Linked DNA regions of Homo sapiens: region 1 is linked to region 2. A link is an interaction called in ENCODE POLR2A ChIA-PET data of the cell type or tissue named here. Cell type or tissue: HepG2. All regions are shown on one strand. Each heading gives the region's core, and the rest is flanking DNA. Links, peaks and the distances in the headings are about the cores only.

The links. Peaks named below come from ENCODE experiments on the same cell type or tissue, not always from the same donor. Only the 100,000 strongest peaks of a DNase experiment are listed, where the experiment ranks them.
Region 1: POLR2A ChIA-PET joins it to region 2 with 5 read pairs; 5 of 35 experiments call an interaction of 5 or more read pairs at or near these places.

What each region holds. Positions count from the first base shown.
Region 1 is chr16:50,553,388-50,558,762 of GRCh38, forward strand. The region is part of intron 3 of NKD1 (NKD inhibitor of Wnt signaling pathway 1); the gene reads left to right. Among named protein-coding and RNA genes, the nearest start is that of NKD1, 7.7 kb to the left of the region's middle. In HepG2, for the core only: a CTCF peak has its summit at 4,641 (motif pointing right); a DNase peak (open chromatin) is centred at 3,137; H3K4me3 peaks cover 682 bases.
Region 2 is chr16:50,466,229-50,471,603 of GRCh38, forward strand. No RefSeq gene overlaps it. Among named protein-coding and RNA genes, the nearest start is that of LINC02178, 74 kb to the left of the region's middle. RefSeq lists silencers at 1,715-1,944, 2,025-2,104, 2,315-2,374. In HepG2, for the core only: no CTCF peak of the experiment used is centred there; a DNase peak (open chromatin) is centred at 2,053.

The DNA.
Region 1 (5,375 bases), core at 313-5,312, 87 kb after region 2:
TGCAGGCAAGCCCGCCTCTGGATCAAAGGCGGCTGCCAGGCAGTTTGGTAATTTGACTGGGGGTACCTAGTGCACTTTGATATTTGGAGAAGATGAGGAGGGTGCAGGCTTACTTGGAGCCCATGGGGACGTGTGGGGTTGGGTGATGAGATTGGAGGCTGGCCCAGCTGTTGCCCGAGTGCCAGATTCCAAGGGAATTACCCTTGAATGATACCAGTTGGCACAATTAAAAGGCCCCATGTCTTTGCCATATGGAAAGTGTTAGGCTTCTTTACGTGGTTTCAAAGCTATGTGATGGGAGGTGGGCTTGACATTTGAGGTAGAGCATAAATTAAATATTTGGTGTTTCAGGATTAAAAGATGATTTGCTTTAAGGCTGGAGAAGGACTCAGGATGGAGGTGTTTGGGCCTTGTTCACTGGCATTTTCGAGTTCTCCAGGGAGGGTCCCCTCTGCTCATGGGCACCAGGGCCAGCTGCCTGGCCCAGCCTGGGCACTGTCTTTCCTCCTGGGGGATGGGAGGCAGAGGCTGGGAGAGCTTGGGCTGGGCAGAGTGCTGGGGAGTGGGGGGACCTTCTGGTTTTCCATAGGTCCCTCAGGATGGGTGGGTGGCGGCCATGGGTGTCATCTTCTTAGCGCTTTAATGGGTCTTTGTGATGTGGTCTCCGGTAGAGGCTTCGAGGAGTGTCTTGTCCTCACTTTGAGACTTTTCTTCTTGGGGAAGGAGGCTGGATGCCCCTGAGCCAGACTGTGCATGCCTTCTGTTCTCTAGAGCCCAAGAGCACCCTCTTCATTCACATTTTTGTAGGAAACCTGGGGGAAATCAAATCCAGGAGGCACCTGCTGTGGGTCCTGCAAGGTCCTAGAACTCAGGGGATGTTTCCTCTGCTCGCCCAGTGGGGATGTTGGAAGGTGGGGATGGATGGATCGATGGACAGTGTTGTTGTTTGTACCAGGAAGCTCAGGTACACTCTGGGATCAAACTGTCCCCGCGAGGGCAGGAAACATCAAGGCTGAACTGTCAGCAGCAAAAAAAGAAGAAAGAAATGAAGATAGATTAGGTCACCCTCCCTGCCTCCTTTTTCCCCAGCTCCTCTTCCCTGGTCAGCTTCTTTCCTTTAATTCCTGCTTCCAAATTCCATCTTTTCCCAGGTCCTTCTGTCTGGAGTGGAAGGGTGGAACCAGGCTTTTTCTTTTAGGCACTCAGCTTAATGAATTAGTATAAATTATTATCAATAATTCTTTGTTTATTATTATTATTTTTTAGACACATAGTTTCACTCTGCCACCCAGGCTGGGGTGCAGTGGCGTCATAGCTCACTGTGGCCTCACAGTGATCCTCCTGCCTCAGCCTCCTGAGTAGCTGGGACTATAGGTGCACGCCACTGTGTCCGGCTAATTCATTTTTATTTTTTATAGAGATCGGGTCTTGCTTTGTTGCCCAGGCTGGATTGAACTCCTGGCCTCAAACCATCCTCCCACATCAGCCTCCCAAAGTGCTAGGATTACACATGTGAGCCACCACACTTGGCCTTGTTATTAATTATGAATTAATAAGTCCCTAACTGGGCCAGGCTCTGGGGATACAGTGGAGAATAAGAGAGATGTGGTTCCTGCCCTCCTGTGGCATCCAGTCTGATGAAGGGGACAAAGCAGCAGTGAGTACCCAGGCCCACTCCTAGGACCACACAGAGGCACTCTGGGAGGGAGGGGGCAGGATGGGCCGCTGAGGCTGAGGAGAGAGGAGGAAGGAGTTGGAGGTGGGGGGAAGAGCTGACCGAGGCCCCAGGCTCAAGCTGCCCTGGTAGGATGGGGTTGGGGATTGCCGGGAGGCTTCTGTGTGGAATCAAGCGGGTAATCAAGAAGGGAATGTGGCCTCCAAATGGCTCTGCAGCCTGTGGGAACTGGAAGTGGTTCCTGGCACTGTCTGTGGAAAGCCTCGTGCATTGGTGGCTCTTGGCACATCTGAGTTACCTGTCTGTCCCCCTGGACAGGTATGTTGGGTGGAGCAGGGCGGGCAGTCAGCGAGCGTGCTGCCCCTGTGTCATGGACAGGTCCTTGGGGGCTCAACCTGGCCTGTTGGGGTTGGTGGCCCTGCTGTTGTGTTGGGGGAGGAGGTCAGCTGCAGGGCTGGAAGCTTAGCTGTCAGGGCTGCGGAGGACCTGTGGGGTGAGGTTGCTGCTCAAGAAGGAGGCTCTTCAGGGACCAGGGAACAAGAGGGAGTGACCAGCAAACCCCAGAGAGAGCTAATCATGCCCCAGAACTGCAGCGCGCCTGTGCCTATGGAAGGAGGGTCCCCCATGTGGGCTGAGCAGGGCTGTCCGAGACAGGATGTGCAGCCCCCCGGTACTGGTGAGCTGGGGGGTCCTGCAGCCCCATGGCTGCGAATCACAAGATGCTTGGATTTAGACACTTTTGGACTTTTCACATCACTTGTTGGATTCCAAACCAGGCACTTCTGGCTGCCTCCCTGCCTTCCCTCTCTCTTGCCCACTCACACGTGTTCTTTTTGCCGCTCTTGTCTCTCACAGACGTTCTTTCTCTTCCTCTCCCTCCCCACGTCCCTTCCCCCCCACCCTCTCCCTGAGGAAGGAAAAAATTCAGTCTCTCACAAACAAAATATCTGCCATTCCATCGGAGGGAGAACTGAGGCAGGAGCCCAGAATATCCTGGAAGGAACGCAAGCGAGAGTTGAAGGCCTCAGTTGTTTAATCTGGAAGGAGGACTTTGATGTCACCCTGCTCCGTTTATCCTGGGAAGCTTCCCGCTGCTTCATGGCTTCGACTCTCTGTGTGAAAGATGGCTGAGCTCCTCCAGGGGCTGGAGGCAAGCCTGAGCAGCTCCGAAGGGCAGCCTGGTGATGCTGCGCTCCTGCCAAGCCCAGGTGGGGTGGAGAACCTTTTCTAAACAAGCACTTCCAGAGACATAAGTAATTCTTTGATAGCTTCCTGGGAAGGCAGAAGGGAGCTGTTTAGCCTTGTGGGCACCAGTCGTGGGGCTCTGGGAGGAAAGCCTCAGGTCTCCGCACTGAAGTCATCCCCAGCCTCAGAGCGGTGGCGGCTTGGCCCGCCGGGGTGGGTCCTGGATGTGTTTGTTTAGAGGGCTCTGAGGCATGGGTCTGGGCTTTGCTTTCCTTACTTGTTAAGTCACATGGGCTGTGGCGTGTGCGTGTGGCCGACGCCTTTCAGAGGACACCAGGGTACTGAGAGGGCTTCACATTGGTGTGGCCTCAGCCAAAGGCTCCCTGCCTGGGCTTCAGATTCTCCAGCTGAGAAGTAGAATAACATCATGATAATTTAGCACTATCTATTGAGTGCATTCATTCATGCATCTGCAGTAGGGTTTTTTTTTTTTTTTTTTTTTTAAATTTAGAGACAGGGACTCACTGTGTTGCCCAGGCTGGCCTTAAACTCCTGGCCTCAAATGATCCTCCTGCCTTGGCCTCCCAAAGTGCTGGGATTGCAGGCGTGAACCACTGTGCCCAGCCTTATATATATTTTTTAACTTTTATTTTAGGTTCAAGGTACATGTACAGGTTTGTTCTACAGGTAAATTGTGTGTCATGGGAGTTTCGTGTGCAGGTTATTTCATCCCCCAGGTAATAAGCACAGTACCCAACAGGTAGTTTTAGATCTTCAGCCTCCTCCCACCCTGCACCCTCCAGTAGGCCCTCATGTCTCTTGGAGTGGGCATTGAGTACCTGCTTTAGGCCAGGGACACCTGTGCTTGGTACCTAGAGTGAAGGCCTTGATTTCATGGAACTTACCATCTTGTAGGAAAACAGAAATATTTTCATAAACAAGTTGTGCAATTTAAGTTGTGATATGTGCCTCCAAAAAGTACTGGATGTTTTGAGAACATGTACCAGGGATCAGAACTCATCTGGGGTGTTTTTCATTCCACAAATATTTGACTGCTTTATCTATCCCACGTGCTGTGCTTAGGGTGTTGTGGAAATTGTGAGGACTAGGACATAGTTCTTGCCTCTGTGAGAGTGGAACTAAGCTCTCCCCATGGCCTTTCATCGATTTTTCTTCTCTTATTGCATTGGTTAGAATCTCATTGCATTGGTTAGAATCTCATACTCTGTTTAATAACTACCAAGTATGATACTTTTTGTTTAAGAAAGCTTCCTTCAACTCCTGGCTTTCTGAGCTTTGTAAAATCAGGAATAATTATTGAATTTTGTCACATGCTGTTGGGATGCAGATGGAATGCATCATTCTTTGCTAATGTGGTGTGTGATTTGTATGCTTGATTTACATTGCTGGATTTCCTAGTGCAACCTTCTTGGCCCTCCGAAATTCTTTGTCATGATAGATTATTCTTTTAAATGTGACCGCATTTGATAGGCTAATATTTTACTTTGGATCTTTGCATGAAGTACTCAGTGCAAGTTAACTGTTAAAGTTATAAAACCATAAGGGAAGCACAGGGCTGTGGAGGTTGGGGAGGGTTTTTTTGAAGGAAGTGGGCATGTGAGTAGGGATTTGAAGAATGGTAAGACTGAGATCAGGGGTTAGAAACTTAAGGACCTACAGGGGCCAGAGAGGTCATATGAATGAATGCCACAGGCTCAGTGGGAGACATCTGAGAGGGGTGGGAACCGGGGTGCCCCCGGGGAACACACACCCTGCCTCAAGGGGGCAGTGCCACTCAACCCCAGCCAATCACTGCCATGTGGGAATATGGCCCTGGTGTTGCCACACGGGCTGATCATTAAGAAAATCCAGCTGTCTGAATTTTTATGTGAAACTTTTCCAATTTAAAAAATTATTGTTAACCAATTAAAATTTTTAGAAAACACCTTCTTTGGGTGACTCAGACGACTGGATTTGGCCTGTTAGTACACTGGCTTGTGTTTGCTGATTTAGACCTTTAAGATTCTGATGGTGGTGGTGGTAGAGAAGCAGTATGTTAGTGATAAAAGGACACACGAGTGAGTATCATATGGACTCAACATTGTGCCTAATACTTTCCATGCATTCTCTTGTAGAATCCTCACAACTGCCTTAGGTATTATTCCGCTATCGCATAGATGAGGAGGCAGGCCCAGCAAATTAGAGTCACTAGCCCAGCCAGGGAGAGCTGGATGCAGGCTGCATCCAAGGCAGAGAGTGCAGGCCAAGCAAAGGCTCATTGCCAGGAAGCTGTGCACAGTGTATTTCAGTCTGGTGGGAGAGCAATGTGGGAGGCACAGGAAGGGTAAGTAAAGATGTGGGCTGGGATGGGAGGCCGAGGTTGGTGGAGGCCGAGGTTGGTGGATCACCTGAGGTCAGGAGTTTGAGACCAGCCTGGCCAACATGACGAAACCCCGTCTCTGCTAAAAATACAAAAAAAAAAAAAAAAAGAAAGAAAAGAAAGAAAAAAAAAATA
Region 2 (5,375 bases), core at 115-5,114:
GACCCTTGGCTGCTGGATCCAGGGTGTTCAATGTACCAGGCATTGCAGGGGGAGAAAAGAGAGAGACATGGGGCCAGCTCCCTGCCCTTTGGAGCCTCGGGCCCAGGACACAGGCTCAGCAAGCCCCAAGCATGCAGGAGCAGCTGGATGCCAGCAGCCAGTGGGCTGACTAAGACTGGCAGGATCTCAGCAGAGGGAGAGGAAGCCTAGTTTCAGATCAGGAGGGCTTCCTGGAGGAGAGAGCATGAACTCAGCTTTCATTCCTGGAGCCAGAGGGCTGTGGAAACAATCAAGCAACCATGGCTACCTTCTACCAGGTATTTTGCCTGGGCCTGGCTTTGTGTCTAACCCACCTTGTTTTCCACAACCCTGCAAGGCCTTTTCAAATCCCACAGGAGAAAATAGAGCCACAGAAAGGTTATAAGAACCACACAGTTGCCCACTGACAGGGTCTAGATTGGGGCTGCCAGTTTGTGGGGGGCACACAGGCCCTGAAAAGGAATAAATCCCTCTCATTCAAGGCTGTGTATCCTTTAGTGGGAGAGAAGCACCCAGTGGGTGCGGAATGGGGACTGGAAAAGGTAGAGAAGGATTCACAAAGGAGGAAGTTTTTAACCTGGGCTCTTCAAGGATGAGTAGGAAGTTTGTCCAGGGCAGAGGAGGGCATTCCAGGAAGGAAGAACAAGTGCTGGATCTTGGAGTAGGCAAGGAGGAGCTGGTGAATGGGTTGGGTGTGACTGCGAGTGGGGAGGGAGGAAGATGAACCTGGGGGGCAGTAACTGCATGCAGTCAACACTAAAAAATTACTTATTTAAAATCAAGATGTTGCTGTTTTTTTCTTTTCTTTTTTTTTAAAATGGTTTATTGGCCTGGAACAGTGGCTCATACCTGTAATCCCAGCACTTTGGGAGGCTGAGGCAGGAGGTTCACTTTAAGTCAGGAGTCTGAGACCAGGCTGGGCAACATGGCAAAACCCTGTCTCTACAGAAAATAAAAAAGCTGGGCGTGGTGGCACACCTGTAGGCCCAGCTACTCAGGAGGCTGAGGTAGGAGGAGGATCACTCGAGCCCAGCAGTTGGAGATGGCAGTGAGCGGATATCGCATCACTGCACTCCAACCTAGGTGGCACAACAAGACCCCATCTCTATATTTTTTAAAGGTTTATTGAATGAAGGAAGGAATGACTGAATTGTGCCTCCCAGGGTCTGTTAGTACAAAACAGGAGTTCAACAAACGTTTGTTTAATGAATGAACAAAATGGATTTCCCTTGCCTAGCACATACCAGGCACTCAATAAAGATTTGCTGCACTAACCAATGCATTAATGAAGTAGTGATGCACCGCACTAACCAGTGAATGGATGAAGCAGTGATGCACCACATTAATTAGTGCCTCCGTGAAGCAGTGATGCACCACACTAACCCATGCATCCATGAAGCAGTGATACACAGCACTAACTAGTGCATCCGTGAAGCAGTGATGTATCATACTAACTAGTGCATCCGTGAAGCAGTGATACACCGCACTGACTAGTGCATTGGTGAAGTATTGATACACCACACTAACTAGTGTATCCATTAAGCAGTGATGCACCGCGCTAACTAGTGCATCCGTGAAGCAGTGATGTACTCCACTAACCGTGCACTGATGAAGCAGTGATGGCGTGGAATTAGCTGGGGCAGAGGACGCCTGTGGCCTTACAACTCGGATGGCGGTGACTGGCCGTTCCCCCACCGCCGCCCCTACCCCCAGCGGCGCGAGCTCTAACGCAGAGCAGATGGCGGGGGCGGGAGCCCGGGCGGGCGGGGCTCTGCGCCTAGGCGGCTGCAGCCGGGCCTGATTAGGTCCCCCTCCCGCTGGCGGCCGCTGGCGCTTTGAAGTGAGCCGCTGCCCGGCGGCTCCGGCCGCCTGGCCGTCCCTGCCGCCAGGCCGTCGGACCCAGGCTGGCGGCGGGGCTGGCGGCGCGTGTTGATCCAGGTGCGGGCTGGGGGCTGGGCGCGGGATCCTCTTTCCTGCAGGCCCATCTGGGACTTCAAAGCGCAGCGCGGGGCTCAAAGGCGGCCCGGGTGGGGGTGGGGCGGGGAGGGCGCTCTGGCTTCCTCCCAGGCAGCCGGCCCGGGGCCAGCGGGGGGCCTTCCACGTTAACCCCACCCCCATCCCGTGGAGCGCTTTATGGAGCGCCTACCGGGTGCCAGGCGCCGTGCGATCTGACCTCTCACACAGCTACAGAGGCAGGCGGTGCTGTGATCCCCATACTGCAGGTGAGGATCCCGGCTCAGAAAGGCCAGGGACTCGCCCGAGGCCTCAGGGCCTCTTGACACCCGGGGCCTCTCTGCAGCCCCGCCTTTCGCTTCGTTGTGGCTCTGTCTCTTGACGCTGGCATCTCCCTCTGGTGCCTTTGGGCTCTCCAATCCGAGGGCACAGCAGTTAGTTTAGTATAAACGTAGTGGCTGGCATGTCTTGAGCCCCTGCCGCATGCCGGATGTGATGGATCTGGTCACACCACCCTGCGAGGTGGGCACACCCGTTGCTGTCCTCACTTCAGAGAGGTCAAGAAACATGCCCAAGGCCACACAGCTAATAAATGCCAGAGCCACAGTTTTAAATAGGGCCTGCCGGCTCCCTAGTCCTCTCTCTGCGCATCTGATTCTGCTACGCTTCTTCCACGGAGCCCTCCTTAGGGCCCCAGCTCAGGGCTGTTTCCATCAGCAGAAGAACCAAGAGAACTCTGGTCTGCACCCTCACCAGGTCTGCACCCTCCCCACGTCTCATCCTGCTACTCAGGCGCCTGCAGCACCCCCATCACCCAGGATCTCATTACTGCACTAACCAATGTGTCCATGAAGCAAAAATGCAGAATCTCAGGCCCCACCCCAGGGCTGCGGAACGAAAATCTGCTCTTGTAATGATCCCTGGTGATTCAGTTGCAAAGTTAAAGTCTGAGGAGCACAGGGCTGTCAGGACACTTTGGCTGAAATCCCTTCATTGCCCCTGTGTGGCAACCTGTCTTTGGGACGCTGTGCCTCCTTCATCAGACTGGGAACTCCCCAAGGCAAGAGCTGAGCCTTCTCCATCAGATCAGGAGGGCTTCTAAGGCTGTGGCTGCACTTGCCCCAGCAGGCTGGGATCTCCCTAAGGACAGGGTTTGAACCTCCTTCTCCACACTTGGCCTGTAGCAAAAGCAGAGATGGTTCTAGGGCCTGGACCAGGGGCTTACCTAAAGCCCATGGTGCCTCCTCCGTCTGAATGGGAGCCTCCACAGCCAGTAATGAGTATCCTTCCTCAAACCTGGGATCTCCTATGAAGTCTGGCTGCCTTTGGGGTAGGAAGCCACCTGCAAGGAGAGGTGGCTAGTGTCTTTGCTCTCCTGTGTGTGGATGGAGCAGCACAGTGGGGAGTGTGCACCCAGCACACACCACCCTGGCACCTTCTTGACCCCCTTCTTGACCCCCTTCTTGGCCCCAGGTGTGCCTGTTAGAGGGACCTGGAGGGGTGAGGGTGAGGGAGAGGGCAGATGCCACAAGCTGGACCATGTGTGCCACCTGACACCAGGCCTCTCTGGGCACACATTTGTCCTTGTGCGTCACTGAGGGACCATTCAGGCAGCAGAAAGCCCGCGGGCGGGTGCAAGAGTGAGCCTGCTGGCAGCGGGAGAGTATTTTTAGAGCTTTGACTGACACTGACGGCCCTTTATTAAGCTGTCGCTGCCTCCACCCTGGCCCCAGCCCCTTCTGGCCCGGACAAAAAAGAAAGCTCATTGTCATTTTGTTAAGAACAGGGTCCTGGCAGCCCTTTTGCGGTCCCTTGCTGACTGGATAGGTTATTTCTTGCCGTGTCTGGGGTCCAGGCGCCCCTGCTGGCACTCCCAGCGTGCCCCGCAGCCTGACCCTTCACACATCTGGCAGTGATAAATGGCTTCAGCGTTGCTGCCATCACCTTGCACACTCTGATCCCGCTCACTTTGTTCTCCCTTTAAAGCCAGTGGGCGGATGGGGGAGGGGGCCTCTCTCTCTTCTTCCCTTTCTCCATCAGCCGTCTCCTGGATACTTGCAGGCCTGTGCTCTGATACCACTTGAAAGGGACCGAGACACTCAGTTATCTGGTCTGGGAAGTCCAGCCTGAGAGTTGTCTGTGCTGACTGGTAGAGTTTGGGAGGGTGGGAGTACACGCCTATGTGTGGATGTATGTGCACGTGCATGAGTACTGTGTGCATGTGTGACTGTGCTCGTGTGTGTGTGTGTGTGTGTGTGTGTATTTGGGGATGTATCAATATGTGTTCCTTTTAACTACTATAGCTTTATAATTTATTTTGATCCCTAGTAGAGCAAGACTGACCCGTTTGTACCCACTACACAAACATCTTCAGTTCTTTTAAAAAATGTGTTTGTAGTTTTGGGGATATGCCCAACAAAATTTGTGCACAAAGTCTCGTAGTTGTCTCTTGGTCTACATTTGTGTCTTTTGGTGCACAAATGAAAAGACACAAATGTAGACCAAAAGACAACTACCAGAATTCTATCTGTAACTTCTCCAAGCTGGAAGCTACCCAAATACCTGTGAGCAGTAGAATGGATAAATATATGGGGAGATAGTTGTATATTGGGATATTACACAGAAATCAGAATAGACGATTGACAACTCAGGCAACAATATGGATGGATTGCACAATCATGATGTTGGGTGAAAGAAACCAGATGCAAAAGAGTACATATTGTATGATTCCATATATAGAAAGTTTAAAAATAGGCAAAACTAGTCAATTAAGATAGAGGCTAGGGGAGTGTTTATCTTTAAACGGGGGAGTGACTGCAGGGAAGTTACAAGGGGGGCTTCCGGGGCAGTATTCTATTTATTGATCTGGATATGTATTACCTGGGCATGTTCCCTTTGTAATGATTTATTGAGCTGCACATTTATGATTGTGCACTTTCTGTGTGTATGTTATACTTCATCAAAAGTTTAAAAACTTGTATTTTTTGTATGATAGTCCTTGTATGATAGAATTTTTAGAATCAGCTTATTGAATTCAATGAAAAATTCTGTTGGGGTCTTGACTGAAATTGTGTCATATTATAGATTAGTTTGGAAAGATTTGCCTGCTTTATGATGGTGATCCTTTTTCTCCATGGACATGGTATACCTCCACTTATTCACCACAACTTTTACATCTCAGTCAAGTTTTAGGATTTTCTCCAAGGTCCTGTGACTTTCTGGTTGAGTTTATTCCAAGGTAGCTTGTGGATTTTTTTTTTTCTTGTAAAGGGGATTTTTTTTTTCTTTTATGTTTTCAAATTGTGTGTGTTTTTTTAAATGGTGATAAAACATAAATAACATAAAATTTACCGTTTTAACCATTTTTGATATACAGTTCAGTG